2 separate regions of the Homo sapiens genome follow, and region 2 is linked to region 1. A link is a contact called in ENCODE Hi-C data. All regions are on one chromosome and are shown on one strand. The core of a region is the stretch at or near the end of the contact, and the rest is flanking DNA. Distances in the headings are between cores, read along the strand shown.

The links. A loop is a pair of places that touch in the nucleus more often than their neighbours do. Pooled maps may share reads with other maps.
Region 2: a pooled map shows a loop between it and region 1 (2.6-fold over the local background). The contact joins the enhancer-like site here to the promoter of USP38 in region 1. A Hi-C loop is called at or near these places in 4 of 50 pooled maps.

The regions. Positions count from the first base shown.
Region 1 is chr4:143,182,522-143,188,584 of GRCh38, forward strand. It overlaps USP38 (ubiquitin specific peptidase 38), which reads left to right and starts at 2,396. Exons shown (of 10, transcript NM_032557.6): 1 at 2,396-3,611; 2 at 5,305-5,440. The coding sequence starts at 2,930. USP38-DT (USP38 divergent transcript) reads right to left here and starts at 2,340. Exons shown (of 4, transcript NR_185979.1): 1 at 1,987-2,340. RefSeq lists enhancers at 1,446-2,331, 2,332-3,216 and silencers at 2,268-2,317, 2,538-2,787.
Region 2 is chr4:140,856,191-140,862,253 of GRCh38, forward strand. It overlaps RNF150 (ring finger protein 150), which reads right to left. Exons shown (of 7, transcript NM_020724.2): 7 at 3,617-6,063. Among named protein-coding and RNA genes, the nearest start is that of TBC1D9, 100 kb to the left of the region's middle. Within about 2 kb of position 2,986, at least 2 of the 41 ENCODE cell types and tissues checked have a DNase peak (open chromatin) inside an H3K27ac peak, as active enhancers do.

The DNA of each region.
Region 1 (6,063 bases), core at 1,146-3,645:
AAAACTAACCTCACAATAATGTTATTGCAGTTGGCCAACTCTAACCACTGCTTTTGGAACTGCCTTTTCTCTTTGCTTATCACAAACATAAACACATACACACACTTTTCATCTAATAGTATGATGGAAATAATAGAGACTCTAGAGTCAGACTTGATTATTTTTTTTAACCTCCTTTGGCTTCAATACCTTATCTATAAAATGTAGCTATTAACATCTATTTCCAAAACCCCGTTTTGAGAACTAAGGATAAAGTGTAATATATTGAGTTCCAGGCACACAGAGGTTGCTAAATAAACAATCACTCCTTATCCTGTGCTTTTTCTCTTTCATCCCCATCACTCAGCTTCCATTCTCAGATCTAACATATTTGTAAAACCATGTAGTTGGCAATTGAGGCCTTAGACTAAATCTTTATATGAAATTTTAAAGCCCATTACAATAGCACCCACTAATCCAATGATTAGTGGCATGATTCACTGCAAAAAAATCTTCCACAGACTTCTGAAAATATTTTAAAATGTTAAAAAGGAACATGGTATTATTATAGAACTTTTAGTTATGCTATAAAATAAATTTAAAGTTGGCCACTTTCAATTGAAATCTTATAAAAGAGCATATTACATACATTTTTTAACCAGTGGCAAAAGAAGGAAATAAGCGTTGAATATCTTGGTATAAAAACCTAGTATTTCATTTCATGCATCTATCATTCAAGAGGTATTTTAAAAATACAGAGTCATGGTGCTTTTGGAAGTCTAATATTATGACATGTAATTTATATGGACTAATAGCACTATGTTCTCTCAGACATCTTATTTTGTAATATTCAATTTTTCAAGACCTAATATTAACAGAAAGAAGAAAATGTTATAGACAATTCAAAGTAATCTGTCAAGTTTTAAATTTACCAATATTTTTTTCTTGTCTACTTTGGAATAATCACTTCGCTGGTACTATTCAGCAATCTTCATTCGTCCTGTTAGTTTCTTAGCACAAAGATTAATTCCAAATTTCCTCCACTCCACCTCAAATCCACGATCCTTCTTAATACTTAATTCCTTCTTAATATTTTATTTTCTATATTACCTTTGTCTTCCACTGTGGCATTATTCCCAGTAAAGACAAACATCTGTGTACCTTCACCTCCTATTGGAAAAATCATTCCTGTCTCTAGCATGACTGATAGATTAATTACCTCAATTCTCTTTTATCTTCCGTATCTTCCTACGAGTCAACTTGGTCTTAAGTTCCCTTTTACTCAAGCTCCTGTCTCCTCTAAACTGCTCTTCTTAAGACTACCATAATCGACGTGTGAATATATTAGTGTAATCGTGTTTGTAACTTGGTAAAAAAACAAAACACTATTTAGCAAACTGAAGTAACAGAATTTTGTTCATTTTTCTACGGGACATTTTAAATGACCTATTTCTTTAAAGTTTTGTCTGTATTACAGGGCCTTAATGTCTAGTTTCACAACTATATTAACCAAGCCTGAAGCAGGCTACAGTTAGGCAATATTTTCCAATATAAAGACCTCTGATTAAATTCTTACTGTGAATCTTCGGAATTTGGCATGAAACAGAACAAGCATGATTGCACCTGTTCTTCCCTATTGTAAACCATCTTCGGTGTCAACATATACAATAAGTTTTGTGGTATTTCCACCTGGTTTTCTATTTTCAAAGTACCCTTGTATGACACAGGTATAAAAATATTTTGATTCTAATCTGCCATTTTCCTTACTCTCACACTTTTTTGGACGGCTTATAATTTTCGATATGGTACAAAGCTCACTAACTGGTTCTTTGCTAGAGGCCTGCTACTGATACTGATGGTCGCTAAATGCTAGGTACGCCGCCAGTATTGCTCTTACTTCAATACCGACATCGCAGGATAAAGGCAGTCACATTTAGGCGCGCAAGCGCAATTCTTGATTAATGAGCCAAGGCAGACTTCTCAATCCGAGTTTTGAGTTTTCCTTACTTTTCCCCCAAATGCTCTTTTCCTCGGATTTCACATCGATAGCACTTATTCGAGTTTTCACGAGTAACCTGACGCAGGCGGAACCGACGAAGACTAGCCGGCAAGAATCCTACAGTCGCAGCCATCTGCGCAGCGTCCGCCGGGGACGCTCCGCGCGGAAGACCGCCTGTGACTCGACACACTCTCCAGTGACGCGGCCGTCGCCGCACCTGCGCGGCGGGGCGGGAAGGAGACTCCCAGCGCCGGGGGGAAGGGAGTCTACGACTCGGGAGGGAGGTGGGGGAGCAGGGAGGGAGAGAGGGAACAAGGGAGAAGGAGAGAGGCGGACAGGCGGAGGGGCGGAGGGGCAGAGGGGCGGAGGGGCGGTCCTTCCGGAGGTTCTTAGGTCCTTCACTTCCTGTTTGCCGGCACTTCAAAATCCGGGTCAAAGGGTGTCGCTTCGGTCTCTTCTCCCCGGCTGATCCCAGCACTCTCCGTGACAGCGCCTCCTGACTCAGCCCAGGACCGGCTTCTTCTCACGACCTGCTGGAGACTGGACGCCCACACCTGACCCGGAACTCGGAGGCGTGCTTCCTCCACCCGCCGGCTAGCAGCCCCGGGCCCTGAGCTCCCGCCGACGCCGCTGGGGGGCCCGACAGGCCCCTCGGCGCTGATGCTGAGTGGGATCGAGGGCCCGGGGCGGCGGCGGAGTACGGGCCTCTGGCGCCTTAGGCCAGCCGCAGGTGTCGGTTCTTAGGCTCTCCAGGCTCGCTAGCTCCCGCCCCGGCTTGGATGGGTCTCCCTGCGCCATAAATGTGGCTGCTGAGGCGGCGGTGGCCGTGGCCCGTCGCGCTGCTGCTGCGGCGCTCCAAGTTCATCTCCGCCCCGGGGCTCTCCTGCCCCACCTCGGGGCTGCCGCCACCCGCTCCTTATCCCCTGGCCCTGGCCTTGCAGCGTGGCGACAATGGACAAGATCCTGGAGGGCCTTGTGAGTTCCTCGCATCCCCTGCCCCTCAAGCGGGTGATTGTGCGGAAGGTGGTGGAATCGGCGGAGCACTGGCTAGACGAGGCGCAGTGCGAGGCCATGTTTGACCTGACGACCCGGCTCATCCTGGAGGGCCAGGACCCTTTCCAGCGGCAGGTGGGGCACCAGGTGCTGGAGGCCTACGCACGATACCACCGGCCAGAGTTCGAGTCCTTCTTCAACAAGACCTTCGTGTTGGGCCTCCTTCATCAGGGCTACCACTCTCTGGACAGGAAGGATGTAGCCATCCTGGACTACATTCACAACGGCCTGAAGCTGATTATGAGCTGTCCGTCGGTGCTGGATCTCTTTAGCCTCCTGCAGGTAGAGGTGTTACGGATGGTGTGTGAGAGGCCGGAGCCGCAGCTCTGTGCCCGACTGAGCGACCTTCTGACCGACTTTGTGCAATGCATCCCCAAGGGGAAATTGTCCATCACGTTCTGTCAACAGCTGGTTCGAACGATAGGCCATTTCCAGTGCGTGTCCACCCAGGAAAGAGAGCTGCGGGAATATGTCTCCCAGGTGACAAAAGTGAGTAACTTGCTGCAGAACATCTGGAAGGCCGAGCCTGCCACACTACTGCCTTCCCTGCAAGAAGTTTTTGCAAGCATCTCTTCCACAGGTAAGGGTCATTATCTTTCAGAATATCTCATAAAAAATCAGTATATGTCTCTCTTGCACACACACATTCACACCATGTTTTCCTCCTGCCCTAAAAACATTCTTAAGCGAGAGCAAATCCTAATACCTCATCCCAAATTTATTCACATTCACTACCTTATTCAGGACGTCACATCGTACTTTAAAAACAGGCAGCGTTCCCATTTTAAAGGTTGAGAACGTCCAGGTCTAAGACCTTTGGCACTAAACAAGTTGCTTAATTACCCAGCCTCTGCTCAAGTTATTTGGAATGCTTTGAGGATGACAGCTACTGCAGAAAGCTTCCATTCATTAGTGACTAATGGTAGCATGATGTTTACCATAGTATTTATTGTACGTGTCTCTAATTTTGTAATGAGTTTTTCCCCCATTTTTGTATTTCCTCATTTTTGAATTAATGGATTGTGCAGTTTGTTTTATTACTGGATTATCCCAGATAACTATGAAGTTTTTAAATAGTGACATTTTTTGTCTACAGTATCTAGTAGACAAAGGAGGAATACAGATAGAATGAGGGAAGGAAGAGTACGAGGATTTAAATATTTGTTTTTGTGCCCATGAACTGCATTCTCAGAAAGCAGAGAAGGGTCACATGATACTTGCCTAGAAAATGCTTTCTCGCCGAGGAATTTTACCAGTACCTCTACCTTCGTTGTTCTGTCTTGGACCTTTCAGGTCTGAATAGATTCAAAATCATGTTCATTTCCGCTCTACTTGGTACAAGCATTCTCCTTCATTTATAACACCAGTGGGGACTGTGTGGCTGTTCAAATTGAACTTGTGAGGGATGTGTCCTCTTCTTATCTTAAGAACCAGAAGTAAAGGTGGAGTTTTAACAAACGTTCTGTGTTCTGATGAATTTAATATATTTACGAAAGAATTACAAACGATGTATTTGCAGTATCTGAGTTGGTTTGTTTTTTTTTCTTATTGTAATTTTACTTCTATTGCCTGTGTTGTCATAACTGTTAGGTTCCTCCCAAATTTTTTGAACTGTAGCAGTAAAGGTACTTGTCTTGGATTTGCTTAATTTGTATACAGTTTAAGCAAAATCTCCACAAAAGTCACCTTAATTTCTACTTTAAGAGATTTTTTAAAAATCTTCCTTAGAGCAATGTAATGATGAATAGTTTTAAGTTATTTTGGAGGGTCTGAAGTGGGAGTTGAAATGATACTTAAGTGCCCCCAAAAGTCACCTTCATTTCTACTTTAAGAGATTTTTTCAAAATCTTCCTTAGAGGGATGTAATGATCAATAAGTTTAAAGTTATTTTGGAGGGTCTGAAGTGGAAGTTGAAATGATACTTTATGTTTCTTTATATTTCCTTTCTGATTAGTGATTTACAAGTTAATATTTTAGCTCAACAATAACTCGATAAATTATGAAAAATTAAAGTAACTTATGGACTAACCATATCAATATATTTCAGTATTCTGTCTATAGTATGAGTGATCATTGCTGTTCACTCCTAATCTTTCATTCCTGTAATTTAACATTCCTTGTAAATTAAGAGTCTACCCATGAGGGTGTAGCATAATAATCCTTCCTAGTTAACACCTTTGCTGCAATGACTTTTTTTTTTTGTAAAGTGTTGTTCTTTTTAAATACTTGAACCTACTTGCCATGTTCCCTTTTCTTTTTAATTGAAAAAACAGATGCATCATTTGAACCTTCTGTAGCATTGGCAAGCCTTGTGCAGCATATTCCTCTTCAGATGATTACAGTTCTCATCAGGAGCCTTACTACGGATCCAAATGTAAAAGATGCAAGTATGACCCAAGCCCTTTGCAGGTACTTCTTCATGACACTATTAATGGTAATTGTAGATTTGGGGAAGAGGAAGTATTTTGTATTTTGTGAGTAATGAAAAACTTACGAATGTTTAAAACTAAAATCATGGAATGACATATGTAAAGATTCTCCAAATAGATTGGAATTGTTTATAGCGTTGACAGGCATCCCAATAATTCACAAATCTATTTTCAATTCAACTTTTTTTAATTACCAAAATATACACACATATACACATATTATACACTCAGATGTTGATTGGATTATCAGTATACAGTATTTCACTGCCCATTATTGTTTCCTGCAACCTATTTCTTTCTTCTGCGTTTTTTTTTCTTTCTTCCTTAGTAAGTATATACTTTACTTTCTCTTTCAACCAGGCTCAATGTGTAATACACTCTTTGCCTTTGCCTGTTTGAATTTTTTTTCTTTCTCAGTTTTAAATAGATGATTTGGCAAGATACAGAATTCTAATTTGATAGCCATTTTCTCTTAGCATTTTAAAAATAATACTGTATTACCTTTGGGCATCTGTTGTTGCTCGTGGGAAGTCAGCTGTCAATCTGACTGTCATTCCTTTGTGAGTAGTCAGCTTGTCTGGAAACTTTTATGTTCTCTTTATC
Region 2 (6,063 bases), core at 1,736-4,235, 2.3 Mb before region 1:
AGCTTTTCTTGCTTTCCATTCCTTATATTTTTGAGTGGTCAGGAGGTGCTTACCCATTTATGAAAGCAGCATGGTGCTGCCGAAGGAACTCTGGCAGTGGAGTCAGGAAAACCCAAGTTCTAGTCCTGAGTCCATCCCTCATTAATGTCCTCCCTTTTCCTCTCCACCTTTTTGTTTCAAACAAGGGAGATAAAAAAGAGGGAAAGAAAATATGATAAGAGGCAAATGGACTACCTTTAACTTTCCTTATCATAAAGGAAGCTCTGTGAGTCAGGTCCTGTGTGTGTTTAGGTCCTGGCATTATACCTCAATCTCAGGTAAAGGTCTCCTGAAATTATATTTAACTGGGAGTTTTGCTGGCATAAAAAACATCAGGTCCAGGCCCAGAGTGATGCAATTTTATTCTCAGGTCTAACTCTATTGTGTTCTAACATTCTCTAATTCACTTCTCTGCTCTCACATGTATTTATAGACATGGATACCATTGCCAAAGCTCTGAATTATGTTTTTCTCCTTAGAGATTTGAGACCCTTGGCTCCCATTAGATCTATAATATCAATGACAGCTGTGTTGTGTGTGTATACAGCTCTCATAGCAACCAAGTGCAGTTGCCCGCCAATGAAACCTGGCTCTGCTTTCCCCCTTGCCTATTTAGTAAATGTCCTTAAGAACAAAGAAGGTGGGAATGTTAGAGGGAGGCACAGCGGGAGTGATTAGTTTAAGGGTTATGACTAATCAGGCATGTTCCCTGTGGGGGAAGGTGGGGCGTGTCTTCCATAACAGGAAGGTCCGAAGAGATTGAGGCGTTTAATTTGTACCTCCCTGTATGCCAGCAGATACAGGCTACCACTGGTTGGAGATTTAGGACGGCACCTTCTTTTGCTAGGGTGCTGTGACTGAAAGCCAACAAGGGGAGATGCAATCACAGTGAGCAGAGGGTCCCCATGGTATCTTTGGTGGCTCGGTGGAAAGGTCTTTCTCCCTGATTCTTCTCACAGCCAAGAACAAAGATTTACAGTGAGACTTGGTGGAGGCTCTCTACTACCTGTGAGTGTGATGAAATAAGAGGTCAAATTGCTTCTGTTGTTGGATCACTAAGAATGATGGAACTAGTGTTTTAAAATGTCTCATAAAGAGGAGACCTCTCTCAGTCACCTGAGTTTCTTAATTGGTATTCACTCTTCTGTAGATAGTAATTACCGCAGAGCAAAAATGACTCATATTCTCTCCCTACCCTTTGTTCCCCAATTTGTTGCAATGCATTATTCAAGGAGATGAGTAGCACTACTAACACTGGCTTCTAAAGAATTATTAGACTTAGAAAAGAACTAGGTCGGGCACAGTGGCTCATACCTGTAATCTCAGCACTTTGGGAGGCCGAGGTGGGCAGATTACTAGAGGCCAGGAGTTCAAGACCAGCCTGGCTAACATGGTGAAACCCCATCTCTACTAAAATTCCAAAAATTAGCCAGGTGTGGTGGTGGGTGCCTGTAATCCCAGCTCCTCCTCGGGAGGCTGTGTGCAGGAGAATTGCTTTCGAACCCAGGAGGCGGAGGTTGCAGTGAGCCGAGGCTGTGCCACTGCACTCCAGCCTGGGTGACAGAGCGAGACTCCATCTCAAAAAAAACTAAAAACAAAACAACAATAACAATAAACAGAACTAAATATACTTCTGTGTCTTCTGAATGATGGTTTAGCTTACAGTCCTCCAAACATAGGTATTAACAGAATAAGAGTTAAGCGGCAAAGCTGACCCAGCTGGCCCATTACAAAGCTGTGGGGAGTTTTCTTTTTCTTTTTTTTTTTTTTTTTAGCTACTTAATTTTGTCAAAATCTGGGGTTGTAAATGTTCCATTCTCAAATGTGTGAATATGCTGCATTAAGTCTCAAAACAAAAGCCCACAAAGTGGAGTTTCTAGGTGGGATGGGGCCTCCGCCTTCAGGCACAGCATGATAGCAAGCCAGGCTGATGCCCAGTGAAGCCAGGCTGATGCCCTGGCATGCGTGTGACTCTGGGAAGTGCCCAGTGATCTCTCCCCAGGTCACACCCACCCCAGGTGAAGCAGGCCCCAGGCTAATACTGCTCACTGTGCATCACCTGACTTTCCCCTTGTCAACTAGGAGCAGGGACAAGAGAGGCAAGGGTCTGTGGAATATGCAAGATTTACAGCAAATGATGTCTGGCAGCTTTTTTTTTTTTTTTTAAAGTCTGAACACCAACATGTTCCACACAGTGGTCTCCAGTGTAATGTGGAAAAACATAACCCTTGATAAAATGGGGCTTTATTGTCAATCAGCTTCAGGAAAAGCTGAATTATAGAGTTAAATCAGTGACCTTACTGAAGACTTCTCAAAAGTTTTTAATAGCGGCCAGGCACAGTGGCTCACGCCTGTAATTCCAGCACTTTGGAAGGCCAAGGTGAGAGGATCAGTTGAGGCCAGGAATTAAAGACTAGCCTGGACAACAAAACGAGACCCTGTCTGTACCAAAACAAAACAAAACAAAACAAAACAAACAAAAAATTTATTAATAGCTAATATGAGTTGTATGAAGCCTTATCCCAACTTAATTGAACTTGGGAGCCTGCTGTAAATTCTAACATATCCCATCCCACAGAACACATTTCCTCATTTGGGGATCCCTGGTCTAGTGGAAAGATGATGGAAGTTGAAGTTGGGAGGGATGGTTTCCAGGTCCTAGGTAATAGCTTCATACCCACAGTGTCTGGGCAGATAAACATTGCAATAATGGAAGCATAAACAAAGTCTAAAGTGCCTTCTAATTTGGCATAGTCATGAATGTTCCCAGCAATCCCCTTAGAGTATCTTCCTGCCTACAAATTAAGCATAGACTGGCCCTGAGTAAAGCCTCCGGGCACTAATGTTTTCCTTATCTACAGCAGCTCCAGGAGGCCACAGCACTCAATACTGTTTGTGTTTTCTTTTTGCTAGCAAATTCTGTGAAACCCACAGCTCCTGCCTGGCCATGTCCAATCCTGGCTGCTCCTCAAGTGCATGTGTCAGGAGTCTCGGCTGGGCCAGGCACGGGGGGGCTAGGCCACAACCAAAGGCCTACCAGGTTCCAGTAGGTGAGGCCAATGAATAGAGGGCCATTCTCCTTTCCTGCCTTCCTTTTCCACCTTCCCAGGCCAGCAGGCTCCATCTTTTAAATTTTCTTCATATTCCCTTGCGAATCCCAAGGAATTGCTATTTAAAATCTTTTAGAAATATACTAGCAAATATAAAGAAGAAATCTGTCTGCCCCAGCCCATCTGGCAGACCCCATGGTATAACTCTGCCTAGTATAAACTTGCCTGAGATAGTCCATAAGCATAGTGCTCAGTTCTTGCCAGACTACACCTCAAGCTCATTTCACAGCCATTCTTCTTCAGAATTGCTAAAATCTCTTAATTCCCTTAGAACAGCAGAGCTAAGAGAAGGTTGGTGCCTGCCACTTGACTTACCTGAGAAAAATAAGGAAGCTATTATTATCCTTGGTCTTTGGACATAATTGTGATTTAACAATAAATATGATGTTTTGAAATCCATAGCACCACCTCTGCAACTCAGGGATAGGCAACAAAGTCAGGGAATACAGATGACACAGACACAAGCATCTGGTTCCATTTTATTAAAAAACAAAACCAAAAGAAATTTTGCAGTGAAATTTCCTGGAATTCACAACCCTCATTTAAAAATCCTTATAGTTGCAATATTTTTTTTTTAGCCAGTACGTAAGAACACGATTGCACTTATTTACATGATAGTCTTCTATATAACAAAAATAACCATGTTGTAATGACTGTTTCCAACTATCACCCTTGTTTCATCACTAGCCCATTATGAGACAAGTTGATTACGCTCTCCAAGTACAAAGAGAATAGAATAAAGCAAAATAAAAGTCTGTGTCTCCTAATAGAAGACAAATTCCTTTAAAGACAGTTACTTTTTTTTTTTTTTCAATTTCTTTGTATTTCAAGAGGGATATAAAGTGCTCTGAAAGGAGTAGGGTAGGTGCCTGAGGTGGGGAAGAAGGAAAGAAATTTATACAGAAAAAATTTAAAAAACTACACTGCCTTAACTAATCATCTCAATATGCACACAACTTTGTACAGAAGATTAGTTTTGGGTAAAAACGCTACATAATTCACTAGTACTTATTTCGGCAATTAAGAACTGAAGTCCAAATGAAAGACTCCCCATGCAAATGTCATCAGGAGTGACTTTTTTGTGATTTTGGGTCAGATGCTATATAAATCAAGGAAGCTCAGTCACACAGTCTGAATATGGAGAGGATAGACAATGCCGAGATGGAACCATCATCTACTACCTGCAGACTAGCCAGAAAGACCTTGTGGGGAAGCTAAGTAGACTTTACCCCAACATCAATCATTTTACAACAAAAGCATTTTGTTGCAAGCATTTGTTTACAATAAAAGTAATTTGTGTTAGGATGGAAAAAAAGCCATTGGAATTTCCTCTTGCTAGTAGGGAGGAAGATTGATTTATGATGTCATGTCTGATTATTTATAATTGTAAATTCATTATTTGCAGATTTTTTTCTAGTGGGAAATAATATGCTGTACAAAGTGGTTAAAATAAGTTATTTCTTTTTCACATTTTTGCAACTGGCAATTGCTGGTTATTGTCTGCAGTCTACAAAACTGAGTATCACATATGTACTGCTTGAGAGTTTCCCCTGGAAACCAGAATAATCATCCTCCCAGCTCATGAACATTTTAAAGAACAATACCCATTTTTTTTTCCAGAAAATGGATGGAATGTAACTTTTCACAAATACAAAATTATTTCATTTTCTAAATGTAAGGGACACCCCTCTATAAAAATAACAGTCCCTCCCCACTCCCACCCCTACATCTCCTTCTAATTATAAAATGGTAGAACCATCTCAGATTACTAATGTGAAAGCAGGAAGTAAATATATTATGTACATGTACAAAACACATCAGTATTTCACACCATTTACATTCATATGAAGTCTTTTTATTGATCTTCCTTTGCAATTTCACAAGAATAAAGTTGAGATAACTTACAAAAACAAGCAGTCCCTTGCTTATAACTGCACAAACATTCTAGCCAGAGGCATCTTCTTTGCAAACAGAGCAACATTATCCTTCAACATTTTGCAGAAGTAAGGGCTGCTGACAGTGAGAAGATCTGTGGGGTCTCCTTCAGCTTTTTAGAGTTTGTGACACTCTTTCCTCATTTGATAAATGTAGACCAAATTCTCAACTACCGAAGAAATTGTATGATGAAAGGCAAGTAACTGGTTGTTGAATTCATGACCCAAGTCAAATTAATCTGCTGCAAGAATAATTGCGATTACTCCAGCAGAGGGCACTCTGCTCCTTGCAATAACATCCTACTGAACAGTAAGTACCATGGATGCCAACACAAATTCAGACCGAAAAGTCCATGTATGTGTTAGTTCTTCAACTGCTCTACTATACCCATTAGTACAGGCAACAGTTTTGTATCTTCTTCGAAAGAGCAGGATATACTATATTTAGCTAGCTCTTATACATGAAAATTCTTTGGCTATTTAAAATCTTCACATTCTCAAAGAGAACAATGTTCTGAGTTCAGTAAAGCGCTAGATTTGTTGGAAAGTTTTGAAGGAAAAGGGGACTAAACACTAGACTTTAAAGATGGTGTGGTACTAAGGCCACAATTCATTTTTTAGATTTCGGGATTTAGTAAGGTCAATCAACAGTCTGCAACAGAAAACCCCATAAGGTTTAATGGTTTCATTCAACCATGCAACCCACCTTCGCTTTTATTTATGAGAACATTGGGAGAAAATTCAACTAGTCAATGGAAGAAACATGTGTTCATTTGGATGGTGATCAGTCTTTGGTTTATATAGCACACATGGTCCCCACATTACCCTGCTTCTCCAAGCCTGTCACTTCACTAAGGATAACAGACCACAGATATTCTGCCAAGCAATGACTTTGGGTAATTGAGATTAAGCGACCTTCTCTAAGGATTTTTCTCCCTCACTGTGTTCAGACATTGCAGACCTCTTAATAGACGTGTATA